Linked DNA regions of Homo sapiens: region 1 is linked to region 2. Evidence: chromatin contacts called from ENCODE Hi-C or POLR2A ChIA-PET data. All regions are on one chromosome and are shown on one strand. The core of a region is the stretch at or near the end of the contact, and the rest is flanking DNA. Distances in the headings are between cores, read along the strand shown.

Region 1 (5,913 bases), core at 1,864-4,363, 170 kb before region 2:
ATGGGCTCTGAAGCTCAGATCCACCATGAGAGTGAGGGCAGGAGGCAGGAAAGGCGTGGAGGATCCAGAACTGGTCCCATGGGACTGGAGGAGGGAGACCCAGGGCTCTGGCGGGCCGGCCGGGCGGTAGCATGGGAGGGGCAGAGCGCACCTGCTGGACAGCGGTGTACTTGACAGTGTAGGAGTAGTCATGGTTGTCTATGATCTCAAAGTCCCGCACAACCTCGCCCTTGGCTGTCCCTGCAAACTGCACATCCAGCTTGGCCTTGCCGGCTCCCTTGGTCAGCACCGTGAAGTGGGTGGGCTTCCCGACTTCCACACCTGAGGACCCACCCAGAGATGTGGTGAGGGCCTGGCAGCCACCTAACCCCAACCTCGAGCCAGTCCCAGCCCCTGCCCAGACACTCACCTGTGCGATTCAGCCCAGGGCCCTCGGCCTTGACTTTGCTGGCATCGTGGGATGGGTCCACCTTGATGTGGAAGGGGCTGGCGGGGATCTCCTGGATGTGGAGGAGGCTCAGTCAGGGCTCTCGAGGGGAACACACCCCTGCTCTCAGCTAGATGCTGGCTCAGGACACACCCAGGGGACCCAGCATGGACAGGGGCAGCCTCCAAAAGGGCCCCCTTTGCTTCCTCTGAGGCACCCTGCCTCACACAGGTAGGGCTCCACCATGTCTGCGGAATCATCCCTCCCTGTTCCCAGTGACAGCATCTCCAGCTGCCTTCTGGAGCTGGCAGGTGCATGTCGCTGTGAGTACCCAGGAGCTTAGGTACCTGGTTGGCAAACAGCACCATGATGGTGTAGCGGCCCGCCCCTGGTGGCGTGTACTTGACGGTGAAGGTGTCGTTGTCATTCTTGATGATGTCGAAGTCAATGTCAGCCTCTGCAGGGCCCACCACGCCTGGGGCGCACTTGATGCCGATGCTCACGTCGCCTGCAGAGAAGCGGGCACTGCTGTGAGTTGGGCTCAGCCCCCGACTCGACTCACCCCCGCCCCCTCCCAGACCCACCCCTTCCGGCTGGGCGCACCTTGCCCCGCCTCGCTGCAGTCCACCGTGAAGTAGGTGGGCTCATTGGCCTTGAGGCCTGTCTTCTCCACTCCGGGGCCGTACACCTTTACCCGCTCGGGGTGGCTGCCCTCGCCCACGTTCACCTGCGGGAGGGGTCGCAGCTCAGCGTGGTGCCCTCCCTCAAGGCTCATCCTCCTGCCCAGCGCACCCGGCCCAGCCTCAGTGGCACCAGCCCAAGCCTCAGTCCCAGCCTGAGCCCAGGGACAACAGGGACTCCAGCGAGGGTTCCGCCCTCCCTCAGGGACCCCTGGTGGTGGGCACGGGGCAGGCCGGGAGGACGCACCCGGAAGGGGCTCTTGGGCACGTTTACGCCTCCCCAGGAGATGATGATGGTGTGCTTAATGGGCTTGGTGGGCACGTAGGAGCAGCGGAAGGTGCCGTCGCCGTTGGGGATCACCTTGATGTCGATGGGACAGCCGTCGGCGTCCTGTGGGCATCACCCAAGCAAAGTTCATAGCTGTGGCCTCTGCAGAGCGCCCTCTGCTGGCCGCAGGTGAACCCAGCGCCTCCTTTCCCACCCCCAACACTGGCACTCCCGCCCCCACACCAGCCACTGAGGCCACCAGAGCCCAGGGCCACGTGCTCTGGCGGCCAGAGCCCACCCTGGGAGCCTGACTCAAGGCCATCTGTATGGCTTGCTCTCCCAGCCTAGGTTTCCTCAACTCTGAAATGTGTTGGACAGGAAGAGTGTGGGCTAAATTTATGTTCCTAAAACTGAATCATGAGCCTTTCAAAGAAGAATCACCCTCTTAGATCCTCAAGAATATGTTCATTAACCTCTAGGGGTCAATGGACACCAGTCTGAGAAACTGACTTGGGAAACCAGTGTCTTATTCAATGAAACAATCTTTCAATTACAAATTAGCACAAAAATGACTCTTTGGTAAAATACGTTTTTAGGTTATCATCGTTAAGAAAACACAAAATTTAAAATTTTCCATGGTACTGATGGGCCCATGAGTATCAGTCCTGCCTGATCTTCTGTGATGCTGTCATTTCCTGCTGGGAGGCCTCTGCCTCTGGCCTGGCCCTGCCTTCCAGGGTCCCTGCCATGGGTAGTAAGGGCAGCAGAGACTGGACAATGACCTACCTGGGCATAGAGCTTCAGGTCTCCCTTGCCAGCTGCACGAGCATCAATGGTGAACTCAGCGGGCTTGTCCACGATGCAGCCGGTAGGCTCCAGGCCAGGCCCAAAGGCCTTCACCTGTGCGGAGGGAAGAAGGCTGAGTTGGGGAGGGGAGGAGAACCAGCTTGCCCCACCCCCGGGGCAGGTGTGTGTGAGCTGGGACCACACCTTATCTGGGAAGCAGTCAGGTGGGGCGGGCAGGATGTGGGCAATGAAGGGTGAGTCTCGGATGTCCTCATCGTCACAGATGACGTGCACAGCGTACTCCCCAGGCTCCGTGGGCCAGTACCGCACATCGCAGGAGCCATCCCCCTTGTCGTCACATTCGATCTTGGCTTGTGAGGGCCCCTCGATGGAGAAGCCTGGGGCAAGGTGGGGGAGGGTCGGGGATCCAGCATCAGGCAAGACCCTTCCGTCCCCCAGCTCCCCTCTAGCTGCCCTCATGTCCTATCTCCCTGCTCACCCCAGCGCTCCCCAGCATGCGCACTGCACCCATTACCCACAGTGTCCCCTGCTGCCCTCCCCCGCAGCACTCCCTCCTCCTGCCCCCCAGCCACTTACCCAGTGTCCCCACCTCGGTGCCAATGGCTTCCACCACAAAATCGGCTGACTTGCCCACCTGGCCAGTCTCCAAACCAGGACCCCAGGCCCGGACCTTTTGCACTCCTGCCTCTGGGCTCACCTGTACCTCAAAGGGGCTGGGCAGAGAGGGAGCTGGTGTCCATGCCAGGAAGTGCCCCCCAAAGTCCCTCGCAGCCCAAACTCCATCTCCCCTCAAACTCCCTCGCAGCCCAGTGCCCCTCGTCCCTCCCTGTGATGGCCTAGACAGGACAGCATGGGGGGCGCAAGGTACTCACCTGCGAGGGATGGCGTAGCCGCCCCACGTGATGGTCACCACATACTTCCCAGGCACCACCGGGTAGTACTCGCACTCGAACACACCATCCCCAGCCTCCCGCACCTTCACTGGCTCCTCTGTGCCCTCTGAGGAGATGGGGGCAGGGTGGGGAAGAAGGCAGATCAATATCCTTGAAGTCCCAGCTCCTCAATCCCCTCAAGGAGCCATTGGGACCCCGACCCAGCCCGAGGGCAGTGCTGTAGTGAGCAGTGCTGCAACTCAGGGCAGGGAACACTTGTCATCCCTGTGCATAACACCCCGTATAGCACTTAGGGTGGAGAGAATCATTCCTGGCTTGTAGACCAAGAAACTGAGGCAGAGAGGAGACAATGAGCCTGAGATTCTGGGGTGCCTCTGGTCACTGTGGAGCTGTGGTGCTGGCTGTCACTGCCCTCTGGGAGTCAGAACCACTGGCCATACTTCCCTTATGATCCCCCAGCCCCACCCTCACGACCCTGGGCTCTGGCACTCACTTGGCCCCTTGACCGTGACCTTGAGCTCCCCGCTGCCGGCACCCTTGGTAAACACCTTGAAGTCAGCCACCTCTTTCACGCGAACACCCTTGGGCTGCAGGCCTCGCCCAGAGGCGCGGCAGGCGTTGGGGTTACAGGCTAGGGGAGGAAGAGAAAGGAGGTTGGGGGTGCTGAGGGGCCTTGGACCACTAGCCCCCACCTCCCTGTGCACAGTCCTTCTAACCCCTCCCAGGCACAGGCAGTGGCCCACGGCCCTGCTCTGGAGCCCTTTGTGTCCCCAGCACAACCGGGGCTGCCGGGCTGGAGCTGGCTACAGGCCCCAGATCAGGCAGGTTACAAGAAAGTTTCCGAGCCAGTGCCACTGGGGAAATGCATGGCAGAGCCTGGGCTGAGAGTGGGCTCAGAGAGACAGGGAAGGCCCCTTTACCCAGCCCAAGGCCATCCATCTAGAGCCCTCTGGGCCTCTCAGGGCACCAAAGCAACCTTAGGATCTAAGTCATGCCACAAAACATCCAGCAATGCCACAGAACAAGGGCTACTTCATAGAACTCGAAGCCTGCCATACAACACAGGCAACGTGTGGACATCAGCCTACCACAGACCGTGGCCAGTGGCAATGAGCCCAGGCCTTGCTATGGAACACAGGCAAAGGAATGGGAATCTCAGCCTGCCACAGAATCCAGAAAAATGGCATGGGACCCACAGGTGCTACGAAACAGGACACGACACATATTCCAGGACTACCATGACCATAGGCGATGGCACTGCCCAAGGGGTACCACGGAACACAGGCAATGGCTCAGAGCCCAGATTTCATCATAGAAATCACCAGGCAAGTGGCAAAGACACTAGACCTGCCACAGAACACAGACAACGGCATGGAACCTGGGGCCTGCCACAGAATGCCAAGGAAGGGGGGGCGATTCCACACGGCCCGGGCCATGCCACACAGCACAGGTGAGGCCAGTCAGCTGCGGCCATGCCTGGCCCCGCCTCCACTGGAGAGCATTAATGTGGCATCACTCTCGGCCTGGTGGACGATGGGCACTGAGTGCAGGGAGAGAACAAGTGGGGCAGTCACCACCTGAGGGCTTGGCATGCAGGCAGTACTCCCTAGATATGCCCCCACCCATACAGCCCCGTCACTTCCGCTCAGCCCTCCCAGGGTGGCACATGTTCTGGGACCCTTCACTGTGGCCTCCCAGCTGTGCTCTTAGGAACTCCAGCCACCTTGGGGGTGGGATGGAGGACTCAGGGAGGGGGTCTCTGCAGACCCCCGCCCCAGCTCTTCCTCCTGCCCCTTGCAAGCCTCTGGCTTTGGTAAGGGCTACCGTGGGGAGCAGTGAAGGGCCCTTACCTTCCGACACATGGACAGGGAAGGGACTGCGGGTGATGGGGGCACCCGCAAAGGCCACATGCACGGTATGTGGCCCCTCCATGGCAGGTCTGTATGTGCAGCGGAACGTGCTGTCACCCTTGTCCTCCAGGGCCACCTCCACTGTGTCCCGCCGGCCCTGTGGGTCCACGATCACCACAGCAACATCGCCAGTGCCGGCCCCTGCCGAAAACAGAGGCTGTCAGCACCACTCTGGACACACACAGCTGCCCCGGTGCCCTCACCCTGAGGCTGCCCACCCTCTGGCTGGCATCCCTGTCCCAGCCTCCCCCCACCCCCACACAGCCCCACATGGTCAGGGGCTTTCCACCTGCACCCCCTGGGGCCCGTCCTACCCGCAGTGTAGATGTCAAAGTAGGTGGGTTTGTTGGCCACATTGCCCACAGGTTCCAGGCCAGGGCCACGGGCTGACACCTTGTTGGCATCTCCCAGGGCCATGCCCACGTTCACCTCAAAGGGACTGCGTTCAATGTTCTGGCCAGCAAAGAGCACGGTCACCTAGGGGTCAGAGGTCAAAGGTTAGCTTCTAGGGGAGAGCAGTCCTGAGAGGGGGCAGAGGGGCACAGCCAGGCCAAGGAGGGTGAGAGGCGGGCAGCTGGGGCTCTGGGCAGGCGCGAGGTACAGGCTGAGAGAGGGGTCCATGCAGCCGGAACCAAGGATGTGAAGAGCAGCGCAGGCAGGGGGGCCTAGAGGGAGATACCTTGTGTAACCCAGCGACCTTGGGCACATAGGAGACAGCATAGGTGCGATCCTTGTCATTGTTGGGAACCACCTTAGCCTATTAGGAAGGAAAAAGATTGGAAGCCTCTCCAATGACCATAGCCCCTCCTGACCCCACAGTGCCTTATGCACCCCAGCCCCACTCAGCCCCCATGGTGACACCTTCCCCAGACTGCACAGCACAGTGTGTGGCTCTGGCAGTCACCTCCGGGCCATTCCTGTTGTTGGC
Region 2 (6,144 bases), core at 2,545-5,044:
ATCCCGCCACTGCACTCCAGCCTGGGCAACAGAGCGAGACTCTGTCTCAAAAAAAAAAAAAAAAAAGATACTAAATAAATCGTTGCTAAACAAATGAATGAATGAGTTCTACAGGGTTTATGCACTAAAGAACGCTATCTTTTCTTTTGATCTAAAATCCAGCTACAAAGCAATGCATATCCCAGTCAATCATTCCATCCCTTCCCGCCCTCCCTCAAGCCTTTACCTGCTGAGGTTGATGACTGGGGCGTCACCAGGTGTGCTCCAGGTGGTAAATGGACCCTGGGGCCAGGTAACATTGGCCATCAGGAGGACATTGGGGAGTGGCAGGGAGGGCACCGAGGAGGTGACCCCGAGGATCACGGTGGCAGACCCTTCACAGACATCTCTCCAGTTCCCGGGCTTAGTGACCTGGAAATCAGCCTCAGGTACATGGGTCAGAAAGGAGCAGAAAACAAGGGGTGGAATACAGATGCTGGAAAGTGGCACATCATCTTGGGGGCAGGTGTGCACACACTGGGCTGGGCCCTGACCTGCTATTGATCCTTTTCATTGGCCTCCCCAAATACACTTTAAGGTCATTGGCTGCAGGAACCCTGTGTCATTCTTCTCTGGGTCCTCTGTTTTATCTAACTAAAAAGATAACTGTTTTATCTAACTAAAAAGATGCACTAGCAAGAAAAAGCTGAGTGGCACTGAAGTTTTCATTCCCCCATCTTTGGGCAGGAGAAGCCAGCACTGGTTTCTAGTGGCCCAAAAGGGAGATTGTGTGAAGAAAGTCCCAGAAGGAGAGGAAAGTGAGGAAAAAGCTGTTGAATGGGGAAGACCCAGACAGCTTGAGTTGAGGGAGGTTTGGAGCACTTCTCCCAGGATGATGGAGGGGCTATCTTGTTGCTGGGTCTTGAGTGGAATGAGGACCTATTCTCTTGAAGCAGAAGGCGGCCATCACAGGACAGAAAGACTGGATGCCCACCACTGGGCACTGTGTCTCAGCTAAGACACCCCCCACCTCACTGTGCACGGCTGGCAGAAAAGCACCAGAGCTGTGGCCACTTAGGAGCCACAGGGACCTGGATAAGGAACATATGAGGAGGGACGCCTATGTTCCCAAGGCCAGAGGGCCTTCTCCCAATGCTCTACACTTTTTTTAGAAAATAGAGATGGGGTCTCACTATGTTGCCCAGACTGGTGTCAAACTCCTGGGCTCAAGTGATCTTCCCTTCTCAGCCTCCCAAAGTGCTGGGATCACAGGCATGAGCCACTATGCCCAGCCAATGTTCTAGACTTTGTAAAACTATCGACACCATTGCCCAGTCCTTGGTGGAACTGGGGATGAGGGAAAGCCCCAGGGATGACTGAAATGTAATTTCCCACCAGCCTGACCAGATGGTGTTCCCAGAAAAGTGAATTTTGATTTTGAAAAAAAAAAGTGACACTTCTTGGAGCCCTTGTTGAGGAATGAAATTCATATCCTCTGCAAAACACAAAGGGTTGTACACATTGAGAGTAAGTGCTCAATAAATGTTTGTGGGTAATGCTGCTTTGAGATGATGATAGTGATGGTGATGTGCAGGAAGGGGGAGAGAGGAAGCAGTGTAACTGTACTATAACAACTATAACTATAACTAATATGTGGGTTGCATCACTTCAAGTAAACTTTGGACTGTGTGCGGTCATTCATGCCTATAATCCCAGCACTTTGGGAGTCCAAAGCCGGAGTATCACTTGAAGCCAGGAGTTCAAGACCAGCCTGGGCAACATAGTGAGACCCTGTCTCTATCAAAAATTTTTTTTTAAAAAATCAAACTTTGAACTTTTCTGTGCGGGTCAGCCTCTCCCTAGCACATTCTAAGTTTGCTGCTACCCAGGTCACTTAGTGTCCATTCAGAGAATCTAAACAGTTTTAATATTAGGCCAAAGAAAACAGCACTTTGGGAGGCCAAGGCGGGCAGATCATGAGGTCAAGAGATCAAGACCATCTTGGCCAACATGGTGAAACCCCATCTCTACTAAAACACAAAAAAATTAGCTGGGCGAGGTGGTGCACGCCTGTGGTCCTAGCTACTCGGGAGGCTGAGATAGGAGAATTGCTTGAACCCAGGAGGCAGAGGTTGCAGTGAGCCTAGACCATGCCAGGGCAACGGAGTGAGACTCCATCTCAAAAAAAAAGCACACATTAAGAGAAGAAATTTGCAGCTGAATCATTACACCCAAATAGAAATGACTAGAAATTGGATCCTGAGACTGGACTTCCCATGTTATTGCTCTGTCTCCACCAAGGGTATGTTAGGAATGAGCTCGCCTCAGGTTTGCCAGCTGATCACCCAACTACACATCTCCTGGGGCACAGTAAAGGGACCGTGGAGCGGCAGGAGCCATAAACACAGCTCTCCAAAATCCGGGGACTCCATTAGGGAGCAGCTCGCTGCTCTGTGAAGAGTCTCCAAATTAAGCCCAAGACCCACCTCAAACTGTTCCCACCTTCTCTCCTATAACCCCTGGCTACTTTCCCATTCCATTTGAATGGGTCTGTGTCTTGCAGACCTTGCATTCCAGCCTCCCTGCCTTTCCTTAGGTACTTTGAAGCCCCTCTGTCTGGGATATCCTCCCCGCTGCTCTTCCACTTACCAAAATCTCAGCAGTCTCTCAAAGAATGGCTTAAGACCCTTCTGGAAAGCCTTCTTCAACTGCCAAAGTCCAGAGAGAATGCCTTGAATGAATGCCCCCAGCACCTGCTCTCTGCAGTCATGCCTGGTGCATCAGCTGGCCCAAGCTCTCTGACATAGAGCTTGCTTAGACAGTTACCAAATAACAGGTAAACCAAACTCATAGGCTTCCTGGCCAGGGACACTCTGATTTTTCTCTGCACCTCCTGCCCTGCACTCAGTAGATGTTTAGTGTGTGCTTACTGGCTGATTAACTGGTTATGCTCTCCTGCGCAGGAGCATGGGTTCAGGCTAGACCGCTAGAGGGAGGCAGGCAGCACCCGCGTTAAGACTTGATACTTACGAAAACGACCACCTTCCACTCCCAGTGGCCCCATCCCAGGCTCACTTCCATTGGTCATGTCACCACCATCCTTTTAGGGAATGGTAGGATCTGGGCAACACCTATTTACCCAGTGTCTTTGCTTTCAAACAAGGCTGTTTCTAAACCATCCCAGACTGAGGAGGATGGATTTCAGAGCAGAGTTTCTAACAGCAACCTTCATTCCCTGTAACCATCCACTTTGGACAAGTGGCCCAGAAAGGGCCTGTGAACCCTGCCTGGAGACTGAGCTCTGATCTCTCATTTGTAAAGCATAAATCAATTTCCCTAGAACAGATGACCTGCAGGTAGCTCTATCATACGGTAGGCACAAATGGAGGTGAACTTGGGACCCAGACCTTCTGGTTTTCTCTAGCTTTGGTGGCTTCTTTGTCCCCCCGCCCCCCCCTCCCCCAGGGCTTTAAAAGGCCACAGCATCTCCTAACCAACCCCTAGGAACAGGTTTTGGAAACAGAAAGACAGCTGGCCCTGAGCTCCACGAGGGTACCTGGATAAAGTTGCTTTCAAACACCACCGAGTTGGAGAACAAATTGAATTCTGGAGAATGAATCAGTTGACAAAGAAGGCCATTTTCCACCCCAAGTTCCACTCCAGGGCCTGGTTCCCTGACCTCAGGTGGGAGGCCCCTGATTTTACTCATTGGTTCTTGGTAAGAATGGGCTTGGGAACATTTCTGGGGCTCCACGCCGACCCAGCCCAATGCCAGGATGTTGATGTGATCTGCCCCCACCTCCCCAGCATTTCCTCCCCATTTACTTACGGGCTGTCCACCAGGGCTGGGAGGGCCTGTCAGCTCACAATGGCAGGAATGACATCAAGGAATGTGATGGTGACAACAGAAAAGGGAAAAAAAAAAGAAGAGGAAGGACAGAGGATGTGCCAGGCTCTTTTCTCCCTCTTTCCACCAACTACAAACCAGCAGTAATGCAGCCTATTCCACTTTGTAAACATTCAGCCTTACCCCACATGGAAAAAATGACCCTCCCAAAGTTATGCCAAGGCAGCAGTGAGCTGGCCAGATGCAAGGAAGGCTCTCGGGAACATACAGGCTTTAATCCTCTTGGCTCCCCTTGAAGCCCCTCACCAAACTTCCATGGGACTTGTTCACCTGCCCAGGGAAGTCTAAGGATAGGAAAAAGGGAGTTCATCTTCCCTACCCCATCTCATGGGAGAAAAGGAGATTTTTTTTTTTTTTTAAAGAAATGGACACCTGTTAACTAAACTGAGAAGCTTATTTATTTGGAAACAGTGGGCAAAGGAGAAGGCAGTGGCACAGTTGTATGCTGGAGCCAGACCAAAACAGGTCACGAGAGCTGGTTGTTACATTTTCAGGAATGCTACAAACCAGTTGTTAAACACAGCAATTATTAAAACTTTTTTTTTTTTTTTTTTGAGACAGAGTTTTGCTCTTGTTGCCCAGGCTAGAGTGCAGTGGCGTGATCTCGGCTCACCACAACCTCCGCCTCCCATCTTCAAGCAATTCTCCTGCCTCAGCCTCCCGAGTAGCTGGGATTACAGGCATGCACCACCACACCCGGATAATTTTGTATTTTTAGTAGAGACAGGGTTTCTCCATGTTGGTCAGGCTGGTCTGGAACACCTGACCTCAGGCGATCCACCCACCTCGGCCTCCCAAAGTGCTGGGATTACAGTCATGAGCCACCAAGCCCAGCCTTTAAAACTTAAATGATATAAACTTGGCTGGGCTTGGTGGCTCATGACTGTAATCCCAGCACTTTGGGAGGCCGAGGTGGGTGGATCGCCTGAGGTCAGGTGTTCGAGACTAGCCTGGTCAACGGGTGAAACCCCGTCTCAACTAAAACTACAAAAATTAGCCGGGTGTGGTGTGGGTACCTGTAGTCCAGCTACTTGGGAGGCTGGGGCAGGGCGATCGCTTGAATCTGGGAGGTGGAGGTTGTGATGAGCCAAGATGGTGCCACTGCACTCCAGCCTAAGCGACAAAGCAAGACTCTGTCTCAAAAAAAAGAAAAGAAAAGAAACAGTATACAGTGGTGGGCTGCTGCATATCTCTTCCCAGGGTGTGTTCAGGAACTTCATCTTGTTAGCTAGCTTGAAATCAGCAAGTGCTACAAATCAGGGTTTGATTTATTGTTCTGTTGATTGTCTAAACTAAAGTGATAGAGAAAATGTTAATTATGCAGATTAAACTTAAAGATGTGTCTGTAGCTATTATATTTTGGGCATAGAAAAATCTGAGAAAATAGCCTTCCAGTATTTGAAGACTTACCTAATTTAGCGAAGAAGTTGCCCACGTCATTGACAAATGAGTAAAGTTCCAATACACAACTTTGTTATTTCACTTTTGCCTTGCTCATTAATGTAAATCAAAATATCAACCAATATTCATGTCAGAACTATACTTGCTTGTCAGTTGCAATCATAGGTTGGCTAGAAATATCAGCGTTTGACAAAAATCAACAAAAGCTTTTGGTAAGAATCAACTGGTCATATGAAATTTACAATAAAGAGTATTATAAGGCCAGGTGCAGTGGCTCACGCCTGTAATCCCAGCACTTCAGGAGGCCAAGGTGGGTGGATTGTTTGAACTTAGGAGTTCAAGATCAGCCTGGGCAACATGGTAAAACCTCGTCTCTACAAAAAATACAAAAATTACCCGGGTGTGGTGGCACGCCCTGTGGTCCCAGCTATTTGGGAGGCTGAGGTGGGAGGATCACTTGAGTCCAGAAGGCAGAGGTTGCAGTGAGCAGAGATTGTGCCACTGCGCTCCAGCTTGGGTGACAGAATGAGACTCCCATCTCAAAAAAAAAAAAAAAAGGGATCCTAAAATTGTATATTTAAAAAGAGAAAAAGGGCTAGGTGCAGTGGTTCACACCTGTAATCCCAGCACTTTGGAAGGCCGAGGCGGGTGGATCACCTGAGGTCAGGAGTTGGAGACCAGCCTGACCAACATGGTGAAACCCCATCTCTACTAAAAATATAAAAAATTAGCCGGGCGTGGTGGCAGGCATCTGTAATCCCAGCTACTCGGGAGGCTGAGGTAGGAGAATCACTTGAACCTGGGAGGTGGAAGTTGCAGTGAGCTGAGATCACACCATTATTGCACTCCAGCATGGA

Evidence for each region. A loop is a pair of places that touch in the nucleus more often than their neighbours do. ChIA-PET counts read pairs that join two places held with the same protein, here RNA polymerase II (POLR2A). Pooled maps may share reads with other maps.
Region 1: a pooled map shows a loop between it and region 2 (7-fold over the local background). The contact joins the enhancer-like site here to the promoter of GARIN1A in region 2. A Hi-C loop is called at or near these places in 1 of 50 pooled maps. POLR2A ChIA-PET finds 5 or more read pairs at or near these places in 4 of 52 experiments (B cell, BJ, IMR-90 and 1 more).

What each region holds. Positions count from the first base shown.
Region 1 is chr7:128,837,816-128,843,728 of GRCh38, reverse strand. FLNC (filamin C) reads right to left here. Exons shown (of 48, transcript NM_001458.5): 6 at 5,665-5,742; 7 at 5,300-5,462; 8 at 4,926-5,126; 9 at 3,569-3,706; 10 at 3,055-3,181; 11 at 2,759-2,895; 12 at 2,366-2,559; 13 at 2,162-2,275; 14 at 1,355-1,498; 15 at 1,031-1,154; 16 at 775-935; 17 at 410-500; 18 at 152-321. Among named protein-coding and RNA genes, the nearest start is that of FLNC, 10 kb to the right of the region's middle. RefSeq lists an enhancer at 786-1,290 and a silencer at 1,467-1,516. Within about 2 kb of position 3,113, at least 3 of the 41 ENCODE cell types and tissues checked have a DNase peak (open chromatin) inside an H3K27ac peak, as active enhancers do.
Region 2 is chr7:128,669,942-128,676,085 of GRCh38, reverse strand. It overlaps GARIN1A (golgi associated RAB2 interactor 1A), which reads right to left and starts at 3,794. Exons shown (of 5, transcript NM_001128926.4): 1 at 3,536-3,794; 2 at 227-411. The coding sequence starts at 3,688. RefSeq lists a silencer at 2,873-2,932.